Linked DNA regions of Homo sapiens: region 1 is linked to region 2. The links are chromatin contacts, found by Hi-C or POLR2A ChIA-PET in ENCODE. All regions are on one chromosome and are shown on one strand. Each heading gives the region's core, a stretch centred on a gene start or an enhancer-like site at or near the end of the contact. The rest is flanking DNA. Distances are from core to core; before and after follow the strand shown. Region 1 overlaps RGL1 (ral guanine nucleotide dissociation stimulator like 1). Region 2 overlaps COLGALT2 (collagen beta(1-O)galactosyltransferase 2).

What was found. Hi-C counts contacts between places; a loop is a spot of excess contacts on that map. ChIA-PET counts read pairs that join two places held with the same protein, here RNA polymerase II (POLR2A). Pooled maps may share reads with other maps.
Region 1: a pooled map shows a loop between it and region 2 (2.8-fold over the local background). The contact joins two enhancer-like sites. A Hi-C loop is called at or near these places in 1 of 168 maps with a recorded cell type or tissue (CD4-positive, alpha-beta memory T cell) and 7 of 50 pooled maps. POLR2A ChIA-PET finds 5 or more read pairs at or near these places in 4 of 52 experiments (CD8-positive, alpha-beta T cell, Caco-2, GM10248 and 1 more).

What each region holds. Positions count from the first base shown.
Region 1 is chr1:183,872,547-183,875,246 of GRCh38, reverse strand. All of the region lies in intron 4 of RGL1 (ral guanine nucleotide dissociation stimulator like 1), which reads right to left. Among named protein-coding and RNA genes, the nearest start is that of RGL1, 69 kb to the right of the region's middle. Within about 2 kb of position 1,369, at least 3 of the 41 ENCODE cell types and tissues checked have a DNase peak (open chromatin) inside an H3K27ac peak, as active enhancers do.
Region 2 is chr1:183,955,421-183,958,120 of GRCh38, reverse strand. All of the region lies in intron 6 of COLGALT2 (collagen beta(1-O)galactosyltransferase 2), which reads left to right. Among named protein-coding and RNA genes, the nearest start is that of COLGALT2, 81 kb to the left of the region's middle. RefSeq lists a silencer at 2,125-2,289. Within about 2 kb of position 1,305, at least 5 of the 41 ENCODE cell types and tissues checked have a DNase peak (open chromatin) inside an H3K27ac peak, as active enhancers do.

The sequences.
Region 1 (2,700 bases), core at 120-2,619, 83 kb after region 2:
GATTACCGTGACAAAAAGAATAACACTATCCATCTAGAGTTCTTTTCTCTCCCCAGCAATCTATTTGAAATAATAATTTTTTGTACTTAATCATCAGCAGAAAATAAGACATGGAACCATTTTTCAAAAGCAGCAAAATGTTTTTCTATTTTAATACATTCTCTGAGAACTGGATCTTGTCTTCGCTGCAGATAATGAAAAGGTAAGAAGATTTACGCAGACGGTGGGCCTTTCAAGCAATGAAGTAACTTCTGCCAAGCTCTGAGGGCAGGATCTAATACACTTTGTCCTTCAAGAACTGAAGCCTAAGTCAACCTTGACCCTGACTCTGGGCCGGACCCTCCACCTTGTTCTCCTAATCATAGAACAGTTTTGCTCTGTTTCAGGGAAGGTTGCCAGATAGAAGCTGCCTCTGAGACCTCCAGCTAGATGATTTTCCTGATGAGAAGGAACAAAGAAAGATACAAAGCTTTCCTCTTTGTTTTTTTCCTGGAAAGGATGAAAATATTATTATCTGGACTTGTCAAGGTTGTCCTGCGTTGCTTTTTTACACTTTACATTGTCACATTTCAGTGCTGTTGGTAAACAGGGATTCAAATACTAGGAGGAGACGTGAAAGAGAGATTGAGAAAAGACCAGGGAAATAATGCCAACAAAGCCAGAGTCAGATTTAAGCACTAAGAAGGCAAGGGCAACGCAGGGACTATGGGGAAGGGAGAGAAGAGAAAAAAAAAAACCTCCACGGCAAGAAGGAGGAAGAAAAAGATTATGAAAGGAAGACATACAGAAAGACAGTAAATGTGAGTGGGAGAGGGCCCGGAGTAGGATGGATAAGCCTGAAGCCAATTACCCAAAGTCAAGGTTATTTACACACCTGTCTTTCATTCCCAAGCTAAGTACTTAAGAGAAATATTTTCATTTTTATCAGAGGAAAAATAGTAAAGGTCATGCAGCACAGAGGTTAAGGCCTCGGTTAAATCCCAGCTCTTTCATTTATTCACTGTGTAGCCTTGGACATGTTCCTTAACCTACGCCCCAGGTTCCTCCTCTGTAAAATAAGAATAATAAAACATAATCATTATGAGGATTTAACAAGTATGTACAGTACTTAACACAGGGACCATTCCTACTAAGTAGTCAATAAATTCTAGCTATTATTAGAAAAGGACATCGCCAGTCACCAAAATTATCTTTCAAGGACCTCAATAACTCATTCCCCACAGTCCAAGAAGGGAGTTTTCATGTTATAAATAGAACTCTATTGAAAAAAATGGCTAAGGCCTTCTATAGTTTTCACCACTAGAACTGAGTTTCCGTTGGTAGTGACAGATGCTACGAGGCACAAGGAACAGGAAGCAGGTTCTCCTTTGATGGGCCTAATTTGGTCTTGTTTCCTCACATTCTTCAACCCATCTCCTTCCCCAGGAAAAAGGTCTAGCTTCCACATTTCTAACAGCTGTGTGCGAACCTTGCTCAGGGTGTTCATTCAATAATAAAGCAACAGCCAGGCAAAACAGCATAGAGCAATGGAAATAATGACAAAAGATCTCAGAATAATAACAATCTAAAACATTAGTCACAACAATGATATTGTAATCTAGTTCTTCATGTACTTCCGCAGTCTTATTATGGTGATATAGGCAAATGCGGAGAAAAATCTTGAGTATCCGAGATCCCAATGCTCTTCTATAAATGGCATGCCTGGGCTTCCCACCCAGGTCTTGGAGTCAGTTGGACGGGAGTTCAAATATCAGACCTGTCACTTAACCACCTGCCTGATCTTAGTCAAAACACATAACTTCTCTGAAGCTTCACTTTATATCCTATAAAGTGAGGACAATATCTCAGCATATTTGTGATGGTTGAAGAAGACACAAATATAAAGTACTTAGCAGAATGCCTTGTAAGCATACCACAAATTGTAGCCAATGGTGGTGGCAAGGGCAGTGTCATCATTTTCTTTGTTTACAATGCTGTGCAGGGAATCAAACAATACAGTCTAATTGTGATGTCTGTTTTCCTTTCTAAAAGAGACATTCTTTAATGTAGAAAACCCTAGGAGATACTCGTATGATTGATCTGTCTTCTTTTTGAGCCATTGATTATCAATGTTGTTTTATTCTTCCTCAACTATTAGAACATCAGTTTCTGCTCAGGGCTTTCTACCCATGTCCCTAAAATGCAGACTTGACTTAGAATGCTAATGACTTGTAAAACTATGGTTTTTATTCTTCTTTGTCCTGTAGGGATATTTTAAAGACAATACCAGACTCTTCGATATGGCATATCACTTCTTCATTTCTTTTGTTTCACTTTAAAAAAAATTCCTTTCACATTATAACTTTTAATTCTTCTAAATTGGAGTTTTAAATCTTGTTTTTGCTGTTCTTCACCCCTCCTCCTTTTCCCCATTTTTGTTATAATCACTCCAATTAATTTCAATTGCCTTCTTAGGGCATCTGAATTTGCAGGAATGAATATTGATTGCAAACTCTCTGGGAAGATTTTTTAACTTTCCACTGTGAAGTTTCTGAGGCAGTAATGTAACACAGCCAACTTCCTTTAACTCCTTTCCTTTCTCTTTAAAGTGTATCCGATGTCTTGGATTACTACTATTTACATGATCCTTTACCAGTGACTGAAATCTGGTGTCACTGTTTACAACTTCTGGGAAAAGATTACAAGAACAATATACGTATC
Region 2 (2,700 bases), core at 56-2,555:
TTAGAAGCTGCACAGAGAATTTGGGGATGTGCTGCCTTCGGGAGATGAATGACAGGAGGCCAGATCTTATAAAGATGTTAGATTTAAATGGTCTATAAAGCATGAGGAGATTACTCTTGCAAATTACAGCATAAGGTGATAGGAAGTCTCAGGTACCTGCTCTCAGTATTGACATTTTGAGACAACAGTACATCATGTAAAAATTATTAAGATAATTGGACTTGAAGTTATGTCTAAAACTGAGTTCCAGCTCTGCCAATCACTCAGTATTTGACCTTGGACAAGTCTACATCTGGCTTGGTCTCAGTTTCTTTATTTGTAAAAAAAAAAAAAAAAAAAAAACCACCACAAAAAAGTGAAGATAAAATTACATGGTGACTATGAAAACACCTAGCAACCTGTTAAGCCCTTAAATATAGTGTTGAGTGTGACTGTTACAGTTGAGAACAGAGCTGTGCGGCGGAAGATTATTTTGACAACAGTGAGCATGATTAATTAGAATAGGAAAGACTGAGAGCATGTAAGTGTTTGAAAAAAATCAAAAACAGCCCAGGCATAGTGGGTAAGGACCCAAGCTAGGCTGCAACAATGGAAGAAGTTCAGGAGAAATTATAGAGAAGAAGCGGTAGGATTTGATCCAAGTACAATCTATCATGTACTATTCCAGACATGACTGGGCTTAAATGAGCTACTCTGGACCCAGCCCAGTTGCCTGGTTGGCTAATACCAGTGGCCACCAAGGACTAGCTCTGGGGATGATGTGGAATGGGAATTAAGAGCTCCGGTAAAGGAGTAGGACCTAGGTTCAAATACCAGCTCTATCAGCTCTGTGATCTTGGGCAAGTTATTTAATGTTTGTTTCCTTGTCTATAAAAATAGAGACACTCATACATATCCCATGGTACATGTGAACATTAAATATATGTGATTATATATGTCAAGTATATATGTGACATATATATATATCACTCACAGAACTCTGGGTTCTGTGAGTGATAAGACCTCTGTAACAATGGCTGTAATTATTCACATTAGATCTTGAAACTATCCCGAAAGCAATGAAGCCCATTGTCCCAAGTGGCAGTACAGGGAAGGATTATTTCCAGGAAGGGATTTAATGAGAGACCAGATCAATTATGAAAGATGGAGTCAGAAATGACTACAAACAGAAGCCAGGATATACCTAACCTTCAAGTCTGTTGTCAGCAAAGATACATCCTTCTCCCCACAGACTAAGTTTCTTAGGTCTGACTCACTGTATCACTTCCTGTTTTCCTCTGTGGCTTACTGCTGCCTTCAGTGGCAAAACCCAAGCACACTTCTCTGATATTTTTGCTCAGTGATGACTTTCGGGAGCCAACCACTTGTGGCTTTTTTTTTGCAACACTTGTCCTGTGAATGCAATGACTGCCTATGTTTGATGGAAACAAAGTGGCTAAAAGCAGTCTCTTTGGCTGAAATGTTAAAGCCACACAGGCCATGTGAGTCCAAAGGAGACCAGCAGCCTAGAATGGGTAACTCAAAATATAACATCTTCCCAAGTCTCAGGCCCCAGGAGGGAGAGTGAGACAGCTCCTCAGACAATATCATGAACAGGAGGAAGCTGGTACATTAAGCTTCTTTCTCTTAAAAACCTAACCGTGTACCTGGTGGACCCTCCCTATTGATTTTAAAAGAAACTAATAAGGAGTGGAGTGGAGCAGAAAGGACCAGAATATTCTCGGCTGCTATTGGGAAGACAAAGACATGCACTGCATATGCACAGAAATATGACTGTAAGTGTCAAGTTTGAAGTAATGAGACCAGCTCTTGTGTTTGGCCTAAGAACTCTGTCTCACTACGTTCTAGAATTTCACATCATTCGCCAATAAGTAAAATTGGATGTCAGGATTTCTCTATAATATTTCAGTGAAGTTAAACAGATCATACCCTTTGGACAGTATCTCAGGATGGGCAAAGTTATGCTGGAATATAAAAATCTGATTGGCTTCATACAACAATGGCTTATTTCTTGCTATCCAAGTCTGCAGAGCAGGTGTCTTTCCTGGGAGCTGCCCTTCATGTGTTGATGCAATGTTCCAGGCTGCTTCCAATTCACATCTGCTATCCATATCCACACATGCCGCTATGAGCACAGTGGTGGGACCAAGGGCAGTGTCGGGGGAGCCCTTGGAGAGTGGAGCAGCAGCACCACACTATAAACTTTCCCCAGAAAGTCATATAGCCCTGAGTAACTTCAAGGGCAAGAGAGTGTATTCCTCTCCTGTGCCTGGAATAGAGGTGAACAGATACGTTACAGTAGTCATGGCCATTACCCATAGTTCTTTCAACAACCCAGTTACCAGCTATCATTTTAAATTTTCTTTGTATTATCCCTTTAAGGAAAATCAAATGAGGACTTTGAATTTGTATAATACTAAACATTCTTCGAGGACTTTGAATTTTTATAATACTAAACATTCTTCAAGGCCTTTTCAGGTTTCTTAACCAATATTACTTCCAAACTTTAAAATACATAGTTTGCAAAGGAAGCTTTTTTAGAGTATCAAATAAATAAAACTTTCATTATTGAAGAAGTAGTGTCACTCCCAGCTGGAATCTTCCCATTAGACATGGGCCAGCTCTCTGTGGTTAGATCCTGTTAAAGCAATGGACCTTTTGCGCACCCACACCTAAACCTGCCCAGGTGGGATAAAAATA